Linked DNA regions of Homo sapiens: regions 1 and 2 are each linked to region 3. The links are chromatin loops, found by intact Hi-C in ENCODE. Cell type or tissue: PC-3. All regions are shown on one strand.

The links. A loop is a pair of places that touch in the nucleus more often than their neighbours do. Peaks named below come from ENCODE experiments on the same cell type or tissue, not always from the same donor. Only the 100,000 strongest peaks of a DNase experiment are listed, where the experiment ranks them.
Region 1: a loop joins it to region 3, with 8 times the contacts of the local background. A loop is called at or near these places in 1 of 110 quality-filtered maps.
Region 2: a loop joins it to region 3, with 1.8 times the contacts of the local background. A loop is called at or near these places in 1 of 110 quality-filtered maps.

The regions. Positions count from the first base shown.
Region 1 is chr5:42,240,484-42,244,483 of GRCh38, reverse strand. No RefSeq gene overlaps it. Among named protein-coding and RNA genes, the nearest start is that of LINC02996, 67 kb to the right of the region's middle. In PC-3, no CTCF peak of the experiment used is centred here; DNase peaks (open chromatin) are centred at 2,093 and 2,653; H3K4me3 peaks cover 691 bases; H3K27ac peaks cover 1,761 bases.
Region 2 is chr5:42,502,694-42,506,693 of GRCh38, reverse strand. The region is part of intron 1 of GHR (growth hormone receptor); the gene reads right to left. Among named protein-coding and RNA genes, the nearest start is that of GHR, 81 kb to the right of the region's middle. In PC-3, no CTCF peak of the experiment used is centred here; no DNase peak of the experiment used is centred here.
Region 3 is chr5:42,358,243-42,362,242 of GRCh38, reverse strand. No RefSeq gene overlaps it. Among named protein-coding and RNA genes, the nearest start is that of GHR, 63 kb to the left of the region's middle. In PC-3, no CTCF peak of the experiment used is centred here; DNase peaks (open chromatin) are centred at 722 and 1,942; H3K4me3 peaks cover 955 bases; H3K27ac peaks cover 2,485 bases.

The DNA of each region.
Region 1 (4,000 bases), 120 kb after region 3:
CAAGAAAAAGTTCATTTTCTAAACTTGTCTTACTGGTAGTTTTAATCATGCTTGTCTCCATTTAACTCCAGACAGGCAGTAGGAACAGGGTGAAGTTCCTGGGAAGGAGAACAGCCCCTGGGGGTGTAACAGTGACAGGAACAAGGGAAAATATGAAGTTCTGGCCTTGGTACAATGAAAGACTCTTCAGTGCGTGATGGACTTGGGGGAATTCTGTCTTGGATAACAAATAGAGCAGACATGTCCATCTAGATTGGGGCTTCTCCTAACAAAATTAAAAGGAGCAGAAAGGCACAATTACCTGTGTATAGGGAAAGTTATCTACTTACAGTCATGCTTTCCTATGAGATATCAAAACCAATGTTGCATTTCAAAGCAACTGGTTCTGACCAGCAGAAGCTGATTAATGGCTGTGAATGTTGGGCTACTACAGCACACCAGATTTTCACTGGAACAAACAGAAGACCCTTTCCTGACCAGTAAACAATGGGATTTATTTTAACCAATTATGAACAGAGGTAGGGACTCATTATTCTGTCCAAAGTACTGGTTTCAATTAATGTCGTGATGTGTAAGCGCCATGAATGCCTGTCCATATGCTAGCACTTAAAAAACACTGACATTTTCCTCTTAGAGAACTATTGAGTGAATTTCTTCACAATGCCTGTTCCCAGGCAAATAAATAAATTCTACTATTGTTTTGGTTTGCTGATTTTTTTTCCTTTGTTGCTGTTGTTTCATTCTTGTACCTACAAATCTATGGGTTGAATAAAATACATGTAACGCACACAATCGTAACTGTTTATATTTGCCTTTTGGATTTAAACCCACTATGTATGTTTCAAAATGTCCCATAAATAGATTTGTAACCCAGTCAGTTATTCCATTACCCATCTCTGGGAAAGATTAGGTATTTGGTCTTAAGGGTTCTATATATTTCCCAGCAGTGCATTATAAGCCAGGGATGCCATAAGCTCTGCCTCCTTGGGTTCATAGGGGATTTATTGTCTATGTAAAGTTACATCATTATTAACATCAAGGCATTAAAAACTGATAACCCAAAGTGGGAATAGCCCTTGGCCAAACGCTGAAGTAAATAAAGTTCGCCTTCATTTCTCCTTTGCTCTGGATTCTCTGCAGGATGTCCTCCCCTGGGCCTCACACTTCCCAACAGGCAGCTTTCCAAGCTCCAAAACTTTCCGACTCTCTACTTTCATCAGCTTTCAGCTTCAGGCTTACCACCCCCCTGGGTTTGGCTCCTTTTTTTCTAAAACACTCTAATGGCTAATTTCTTAGTATACTAACAAAACTTTCAAGTGGAAGTGAGTACAGCAAAGAATGAACCTTGTTAGTGACCCTTTCAACAAGAGTTTTCTAGTGCCGTGATCTTCAAACTCAAAGCAATCACACACACAGCAATAGGCTGTTGGACTGGGAGTTAAGATGCTATTTTCAGTAGGGCCTCTTCTTGGAACTCTCACCACCAGATGACTGTTTACACCGATTGTGCAAAGCTCTTTCTTAAGGTATGATTAGAACATTTGTGTTTGTGAAATATTCTGCCAATTGGCTCCTAAGATTGTTTTGGAATTAAACTGAAGAGCTATAGCTTATAGGTCTTTTATTGAATGGGTACATGTTATTTTAATTTTTTAAATTATCATTAACCTCATCATCATCTTAGCAGTAAGTCTTTAGTATGTATCAGGTGTTCAGGGGAAACTACCCTTCTCCTTCCATGAGGGTGGGCTTCAATGATATAACACTTCCTCTATGGGAGGGGGATCGGTTTATCTGATGGTTGGAATGGAAAGATTCTGATATCTTTTGGCCACTGTTTCTTCATTAGAGGTAGAATAACGAAGTATTATGCCTGCACTTTCTCTCTCCCCATTCACAAAACTCCAAGGACTTTAAGTTTGGTGCTGGGAACTCCCTTTCCCAAAGAGCTAGGAATATGCTGCTTTAGTGTGGTTGAACCATGTTTATCAGATTTATGAGTCATTATGCTCATATTTTGATTCTTTTCCAACATCAGTTGATGCAGAACTATGAAGGATAGCAGTCAAATGGCCCCCTCAGAGACTGAAACCACCAATTAAACCCCCAGGCTGTATACTCAGAGTTTTACATGCAGTATCTCATTTTACTGTTACAACAATCTTGAGAGGTAAATAACATTACTCATTTTACAAATGATGATGAGAATTTTAGTGACATGACCAGTGGATAAGTAGGAAAGGATTGTATACCAGGTATCTCACGTTACTTGCTGTTCTTTATACATTTACCCTTCAAGTAATTTATCCTTAAACTGTATTGTCTAGTATCACTTGATTTTGAACTTCAGATAAATGGACTCATGCTTTATGTATATTCTATTTGGTTTATTTCTCTCAGGTTGCTTATGAGATTTTTTTCATGTTGCTCCATATAGATGTAGTTTGTTTATCTAGTAAATAAAATGAAGTTGCCACAATTAGTTTATTATACTTCTTATAGACATTAGAGTTGTTTACAGTTTTTTACTATTATGAATAATATCACTATGAATTTTCTTGCATTTGTCTCTTAGCACATAGATGCGTTTTGTTTTTTTATTAAATCTTGTTCCACAGCCTGGCTTACCCTTGATATTTAGTCTTCCGAGTTGAGTCATCCTGGTGAGGTGGGAAGAGTATTTTCTTGTGGTTTTATTTTGAATTTTTCTGATGTCTAAAGAGAATGAACACCTTTTCATATGATGTTTTTAGTGATTTTGCTTTTCTTTGTAATAAATCCCTTTTAAGTCCCTTTGCCATTTTTCTACTAGATTTCTACTAGGTTTCTGTGTTCTTATTGATTTGTAGGAATATTATGTGTGATAGCCTTCTGTCAAGTATATGCATCATAAATATTCTCTACCACTATCTGGTTTACCATTTCACACTCTTACTCTTATCTTTTGATGAAAAGAAGTTTTAAAATTTATTGTAATCAAATGTACTATGCTTTTCCTTTATTGTTAGTATAGCTTGTTTCTCTTTTAATACAACGTTCACACTACTTCTCACATTCAGTTATCACTTAGGATTTATTTTTATGTGGTATAAGTTAGGGTTAGATTCATTTTTCCCCATAGAGAAAACCAATTGTCTCAGTACAGTCTATAGAAAATAACATGTTTTGCTCTTTCTGCTCTGTAGTGCCTCCATTATCATATATCAAGTGGCTGTATGTTTGTAGGTCTTTGTGAGGTGGTGGTGGGGGATCTTCTGTCTCATTGGCTAATTTGTCTAATCTGGTACTAGTTCCACATTGTTTTAATTTCTGTAGCTTTGTAAGTGGTATTTAGTATCTAGTAAAATAAGTCTTTCCTCCACTGTTTTCTATTTTCCTTCTTTGAGATTATCTGAACTGGTCTTCACTCTGCATTTTCACATAAATTTAATAATCATTGTGTCTATTTCCACAAAAATAGCAGCTGAGATTTCAATTGATATTGCATTGAATCTGTAGATTAATCTGGAGGCAATTCATAGTTTTATAATAGTGGGTCTTCAAATTCAAGAGCATGGAATACCCTTCTGTTTAGTTGCCTTTAATTTCCTTCAATTATGTATTTAGGTTTCTGAGTAGAGGTTTTATTCACCCTTGGTTAGATTTATTCTTAAATTTTTTAAATTGTCTGCTAAAATTGGTGGCTGGTTTCAAAATTTCTCTTTTATTTATTGCTTGTATATGGAAATGCAATTTTTATTTTGATATCAACTTTGGATCTAGCAATTTTGCTTGTTAGTCTTGTTAATTTGAATTCATGTGTAATTTTCCTATATGCTATAGTCATAGCATTTATTAAATACAATATTTGTTACCTCCTTTTTCTTTCTTACACTTTTATTCTTTTTCCACCTTACTAAGCTGGCTAGGAACTCTAGACAACACTGAACTGAAAGTGGGAATAACAGGCACCCTTGGTTGTTCCTTATCTTGAAGGATATGTATGCACAGTGTTTCAGAT
Region 2 (4,000 bases), 140 kb before region 3:
AAATAAACATCAACATTAAACTGAGGCTACTATATATTTTCATGTACTGGGTACATAGCCTATAAAGTCAGGCTAGAGGGACTAAAATATATTCCTGTTAAAAGTTAACAAATAGTGAATCTATCATTGATTCTAGAGACAGATCAAATATATTTTGCTATAAAAAATGGAAAGAACTAATGAATATATGTTAGAAACTTTTTAAATTTTTTGCTCCCAAGAAGTACGGTAGGGTGAGCATTGTTAAATAAAACAAACCTAAGTTCAAGTCCTGAATTTGCTTTTGTTAGTTCATTAATCTTGGTCATGTAAATTATCCTCTCTATGCTTCAACTTTACCATCAGAAATATAGAAAAAATATTTATTTCCCTTGGAAGACATCCTCATTAAATCATAAGAGGGTCCATCTCACTTAGAAAGGGCTTTTGGGAAAAAAATTCCACATTAAATATATTTATTAACTACATAATACTACATAATACATTCTGATTTCAGAAATATTAAACTGGATAAAATATGGCCTAGGATCTAGGAAACAAGACAAGGTTATCTGTCTCACTGAGTATGCAGCATGGAGTAAATAACATAATGTCAAGAACACACCACGGCTCGTGGCTCCAGAGCAAGTCCTAAATAAATATTGATGTTTTATTGCTATTGTAAATATCACTAACAAGAAGGGGAAGCAAACATCAAATACTTATTCAATACATTTTGGTTCAAAATACCATGGAATTTGGGAGATAAATTGTAGAACCTCTGTTCCTTTCACTTTATAGGTAATATGCATGAATGGTATGATAAAGTTAAGTGACTTACCAAAACTAAATAATTGTAGAATCAAGATTATAACCCAGACCTTCTAATTATATGTCCAATAAATAATAATAATATAATAAGTGCTTACTATGAGCACGCATTATACTGGTTGCTTTGTATATAAATATTATCAAGTCATCACAGCAATCCAATGTGACAATGTAATAGGTACTATTATCCCATTTTACATAACAGGAAGCTGAGGCCCACACAGGATAAGCGAAATCTCACAAAAGCAATCTCTTGCTTCTGACTCAAACCCAAGTCTACCTACCTCAGTGGACTCTTTCCACTGAGCTAATGTCTCCTTCCTGGATTTGTACTTGTTCCTTCTTGGATTGCTTTACTGATTGAAGTCTTATCTTTCTAACAAATGTATTAATTTCACAAGCACAGATATAATGTTACCTATTTTTTTTTTTGAACATGCATGGCACAGGGCTGGGCATTGTGTACGTGCTCAAAAAATGTTTGCTGAGTGTATGATAACTTTTTTAAAAAAAATTACTTGTAAAAGCAAAAAAAAAATAAACACTTAAGCAGCAAAATGCGCAAAAAATTGCTCAAGTAATGACTTGGACTGGGCTCAAACAGAAATTCTCCTCAGTTTAAGAAATAGAATTCAACCATATTCTCTGCTGATCCTAAGCCAGTACTGCTTTCTCTAACAGTCAACAGTTCAAAGTATAATAGATTTAAAATAAAAGTAAATTATAAGGCAAAAAAAGAAAGAAAGAAAAAAAAAAAAAAACAGTCAACAGCTCCCAACATGCATGTTTAACAACTCCGAAGACAGGGCAAGCCTAAGAGGCACGTAGTTAAAATCTGACCTGTCCTTGAAAACAGGGGAGCCACTTTCCACTGGTACATGTGACTTTGTTTAAGGTTAAGCATTCAAAAATCTGGAGCAATTCTTAGCCCTGGGCTAATAGGGCTAGCTGATGCCTCTCTTCTTTTCACATTTAAAGAGAAAGAAGCCCCTCTTGAGATAATGAAGAGATCCAGAATATAAGGTAAGACTCTTTTGGAAAAGTGCTATGATTGAGGTTTCAGCATTCTTGCCTTAGCTTGGAAAAGACTTCATACCTTTACTTTTATTTTATTTTATTTTATTTTGAGACGGAATCTCGCTCCGTTCTCAGGCTGGAGTGCAGTGGTGCGATCTCGGCTCACTGCAACCTCCGCCTCCTGGGTTCAAGCGATTCTCCTGCCTCAGCCTCCCGAGTAGCTGGGACTACAGGTGTGCACCACCACTCCCAGCTAATTTTTGTATTTTTAGTAGAGATGGGGTTTCATCATGTTGGCCAGGATGATCTCAATCTCCTGACCTCGTGATCTACCCACCTCGGCCTCCCAAAGTGCTGGGATTACAGGCGTGAGCCACGGTGCCTGGCCAAGACTTCATACCTTTAGAACAACATACTGCTTATACTGAAGACTGAGGTAGAAGATCATTATGAGGGATGTGAAGGCAACGTAAAGCCAGGAAAGATGGGATTTACCTACACTCAACTCTTCTGCATTTCCTGCTTGACACTGTCCCCATTTCTTTCTTCCTGCCTGGCCTAGCAAGCTCCCTTCTCATTAAAAATTGGGCATAAAATCAGGTAAACTGAACTAGGGCCTATAGTCAGTCAGAATGTGGTCATATCACTTCCCAACCCAAATTAATAATATTCAACCTGGGCAATGCATATAAACTATTGCTTCTTGAGTTTGATAAGCTTTGCAGGATAACTCCAAAAGAATAACATGTTCATTACAGCTATGCTCAAAGAAAAGACCATGTTGCTTATTACTAGGGCTATGGGTCTGACACTTTAAAAAAAATGTAAGAAATTTGCAGACCCATAATCCAATGTTATGGTTTATCCAATCAGTGCTATGGCCACAGTTTAATGCTTTCCCAAAGCTCCCCTCTTTTCTTTTATCCCAATCCCTTTCATTCTAAGCACATATAAGTCTGCTAAGAGTCCTAATCAGTTTCCTGTTGCAACTTTTATAACAGCCTCTGACATCTTCCCCCAGATATCCATAAGCCTCGTCCTTTTATGTCCTTCAGTTCTATTAAAAAAAAAGTCATCTAATTAGAGAGGCATTCCCTGACAATCTTATATAAAATATAAATTCCTTGGTCTGATCCTGCCCCACCTAGCCCCTTACCCTATTTTGTTTTTCCCCATGGCACTTATCTCTACCTGACATGATATATATTTGTTTAGAGGTGGTCTCCCTTCACAAAATGTAAGAAAGGACTCTGTTTTGTTCATTGTGGAATCTCTACCACCTATAATGGTGACACTCATAGCAGGCTCTTGATAAATATTTGTCAAATCCACCAACAGTCTTCAAAGCCATTCTTCATTCACATCATTGCTAAAAAGTAAAAGTATAGTTGACCACGGTTTAGGTAAAAATATCACATTTCTTTCAACCACTTCTAACCTTAAAATCCAGGATGAATTGCAGCCCCATGCCTTTCACCCATCCCAAACAAGTTTTGTTTTGTTTTGTCTTGTCTTGTTTTTGTTTCTTTAAGTGAATTGTGTGCTTATTTTACTAGCACATTCCATATTTTGACACTACCCATTTCTGAATGAGATCATCCTCTAAGTACAAAACAAGGTCAAAGGCATTTCCTAAAGTATTTCAATAACCTTCATAACATGCCAATACAAGGAATTTTTCCTTGTATTGCTCAGAAGGTTGAGCATAAGGAAGCGATTTGGAACATGCCAAGGGCAAAAGGAGCTCTATACCTGACCCTGGAGAGTTGTCTCAGAGACCCCGGTAATCAGAAACTAAAGTTAGCTGAGACACCACACCAGGTGGCAAGAGTACACCTTGTAATCAAAACTTGTACATACCAGTAGAACCTGCTGTACCTTTCTTTTAGTGATGTCCTCATCTCCCAGTTAAACACTGAACCTGATAATTTTCCTGCCTTGCTCCTTCTCCTTTAGATCAACAGCTAGCCACATGGAGAAAACATAAATTATACATATGTATAAATTAATAAAAATAATTATTATTTTAATAAATATAATTATAATTAATAAATTAATAAAAATAATAAAATATATTTTAAATATATATATACATAAAGACATTTTGAGTTTAAAATGTACAATTAGTGGTTTTCTCCAATTAGTAAAAGAAATTTGGATGCAGAGATGGCCA
Region 3 (4,000 bases):
CCCTCCTACTTTCCTCCCTCTTTTTCCCCATCCTCTTCATATCTCAAGTGCGACCACTAAAGATAGTGAGGGAGAGAAGAGGAGTCAGAGACAGAAAATAATGTATGTCTGTGTTATAGCTGCCACTATTCTCTCCTCTTTTTCTGTGTCCTCATTTGTCCAACTTTCGCTGTATCCTAGTTCCCTCTATTAAAAATATAGGCTGTAGGCATGAAGTTCTTCAGAGAAAAGCAAATCACAGCCCTAGCTGAGACAACCTGTGATGCTGGCAGGTGTGCCTTCCGATGCCCTCATGCTTCTCTGGGATTATTTCCCCCTCTCCTTTATAACATTTGTCTCCTGCTCCAAGAATGCCCTACCTCGTTGCAGCACATCACTAGAAAAAGTGAATTCTCAGTGAACATGAAACAGGGATTGGCAAGTTTTTTTCAGAAAGATCCGGATAGTAAATATGTTAAGCTTTGAAGACCATACACAGTCTCCCTTGCAACTACTGAAGTCTGCAGTTGTGGGATAAAACCAGCCATAAGCAACACATAAATGAGTGGGCATTACCATATTCCAACAAAACTATATTCCTGTACACTGAAATTTGAATTTCAAATACTTTTCATGTGTCACAAAACATTATCTTCTTTTGTTTTTTTCCAACCACGTAAAAGTATAAAAACCATTGTTAACCGGTAAGCTGAAAAAAACAACAAAGAAACAGGCGATGAGTCAGATTTAGCTTGAGGGCTGTAGTTTGCAGACCCACTACTATAAATAATAAACTCTCACAGGTTAGAGATTTTATATGAATGGCATGGAGTTTAATCTACTTCTATTTCAGCATGAGTTGTGCACACAGGCAAGTCTCTTTAAATATGCTATGTCCCAAGGCTCCCTTATAATATTTGATTATCCCAAATCTTAATTGAAGAGAGATATTCCATCTTAAAAGAATTTAAAATTACTCAGGAAGTTAGCTTTGCAGAGCATTGTGATCCATACAAGTCACCTTTTACATTTCCATTTGTGAGGCACTGACCACAGGTGGTCTCTTTCTGTGGCACATTTTCCATCTGTAATTATCTCCATCTAAAAGAAGCTTGAAATGGGCTGCTACATAAATGATGTTGCTCTCCTCCAAGCATGATGCCTGAACAAGGGGAGGCAGGAGAATTAGGAAAGATCTTGTGAGGAGAGGAAAGGATTCTTACCCCCTGAGGGAGGTTTTTTATAACCAGAACCAGTAACAAGAGTGACCCAAATTTAAATAGGGCTGACAAGTTAAAATTGTACTCCAATGGCCTCTAGGATTATTTATACAATTCCCTCACTCTTCCTCCTTCAGAAAAAAACTGTATTCCTAAAAGGATAGCATTTCCACAGCACGCCCTCCCTAGCACCACTGACAGCTCTCGGCTTTTCACCTGCAAGTGCCTTTGATCACTTTGAAAATACAAAGGGCTTTGACAAAGAACTGAAAGAAGGAGTTGGCTTCCTGTGAATTTTTCACCAACTTTGTTTCTTTCAGAGCTGGAGTCCACCATTTATATCCAAGCAACAAAACGACTGCAGCATTTGAACAGCAGAAAATTGAGAGTAGGAAAATTGAATTCTGAAGCTGAAGGACAAAGTACAGAATCAAAGGCCTTTTCTTGTAAATGAGTTATGTTCAATCTTGCTTTCTCATTTATCTTCTCTTTGTTGTTGTCAGACTATTTTCCCAACTAGATATCCATACTGGGAAGTTTTGCTTTAAGGCAATTTGATATCTAGAGATAAAAACAACATACAACTTGCAGAAGTGGTGGGTTTTCTTAGAAATTAAAAGAATTATTTGTTGCAATGGCTTTTAAAAATCCTGTGGCAAGGATCTTATATTAGTACAAACAGTCCCCAACATATAAATGGATTGTGGGCCAAAAGTTTATTTGTGAGTCAGCTGTGTGTAACTTGGAAAGCATTTACTCATAGGAACAGTGTTATAAGTAATGTCCGGACACCAGCAGTTTGTCACAATGGCTTGTGTAATCCAGTATCATACATTTGAAACAGTAAAATAACACTGTTAGAGTTTCTCTGACGACTGCTGGCTTTAATTTCACTTCAGAGAATAGAGTCTTGAGAGTGTTGTTAATTGAAGGCAGAACATGGACAGAGGGAAGAGTAAAGGAGAGATGCTCAAGGCATAAGGAACCAGAAAGAGAAGTCTGCATGTGTCATAGAAAGCTCCCTCTAGTCCACAGTTATGTCTAAAACCATCTTTTGTTGTCTCCAATTATTTGTTGTCTCCAACTAGAGCAAATAAAAATTATTCCACGAGGTATTTGAGGTGCTCTAAGCCATTCATGAAGCATAAAAAATTTTTTCCAACTTTAATTTTTCTATTGCTGATCCTGAGGGATACACAGTACGTAGTGGGAGAGACTTTGGGGCCTCCAAGAAAAAGGCCTCTGTGTAGCAAATCTGCTCTGTCACAATCTGGCCCAGTATTTATTTAAAGGGTAACATGTTTGTAAGGAGGACCCAAGCCACAGTATACCTGTGTATTATTGGAACAGACTTTTTTTATGTTTAACTTTTTATTTTGAAAAATTTTTTAAAATTATACTTTAAGTTCTAGGGTACCTGTGCACAACGTGCAGGTTTGTTACATAGGTATACATGTGCCGTGTTGGTTTGCTGCACCCTTCAACTTGTCATTTACAGTAGGTATTTTTCCTAATGCTATCCCTCCCCCAGACCCCCCCACCACGACAGGCCCCTGTGTGTGATGTTCCCTGCCCTGTGTCCATGTGTTCTCATTGTTCAACTCCCACTTATAAGTGAGAAGATGTGGTGTTTCGTTTTCTGTCCTTGTGATAGTTTGCTGAGAATGACGGTTTCCAGCTTCATCCATGTCCCTGCAAAGGACATGAACTCCTCTTTATGGCTGCATAGAATTCCATGGTGTATATGTGCCACATTTCCTTAATCCAGTCCATCATTAATGGACATTTGCGTTGGTTCCAAGTCTTTGCTATTGTGAATAGTGCTGCAATGAACATATGTGTGCATGTGTCTTTATAGTAACATGATTTATAATCCTTTGGGTATATACCCAGTAATGGGATCGCTGGGTCTTGTGGTATTTCTAGTTCTAGATCCTTGAGGAATCACCACACTATCTTCCACAATGGTTGAACTAATTTACACTCCCACCAACAGTGTAAAAGCATTCCTATTTCTCCACATCTTCTCCAGCATCTGTTGTTTCCTGACTTTTTAATGATCACCATTCTAGCCGGTGTGAGATGGTATCTGATTGTGGCTTTGATTTGCATTTCTCTGATGACCAGGGTTGATGAGCATTTTTTCATATGTCTGTTGGGGGCATAAATGTCTTCTTTTCAGAAGTGTCTGTTCGTATCCTTTGCCCACTTTTTGATGGGGTTGTTCATTTTTTTCTTGTAAATTTGTTTAAGTTTTTTGTAGATTCTGGATATTAGCCCTTTGTCAGATGGGTAGATTGCAAAATTTTTCTCCCATTCTGTAGGTTGCCTGTTCACTCTGATGATAGTTTGTTTTGCTGTGCAGAAGCTCTTTACTTTAATTAGACAAATTACCATTTGTCTATTTTGCTTTTGTTGCCATTGCTTTTGGTGTTTTAGTCTTGAAGTCTTTGCCCATGCCGGTGTCCTGAATGGTATTGCCTAGATTTTCTTCTAGGGTTTTTATGGTTTTAGGTATTACATTTAACTCTTTAATCCATCTTGAGTTACTTTTTGGATAGTGTGTAAGGAAGGGATCCAGTTTCAGCTTTCTACATATGGCTAGCCAGTTTTCCCAGTGCCATTTATTAAACAGGGAATCCTTTCCCCATTGCATGTTTTTGTCAGGTTTGTCAAAGATCAGATGGTTGTAGATGTGTGGTATTATTTCTGGGGACTCTGTTCTGTTCCATTGGTCTAGATATCTGTTTTGGTACCAGTACCATGCTGTTTTGGTTACTATAGCCTTGTAGTATAGCTTG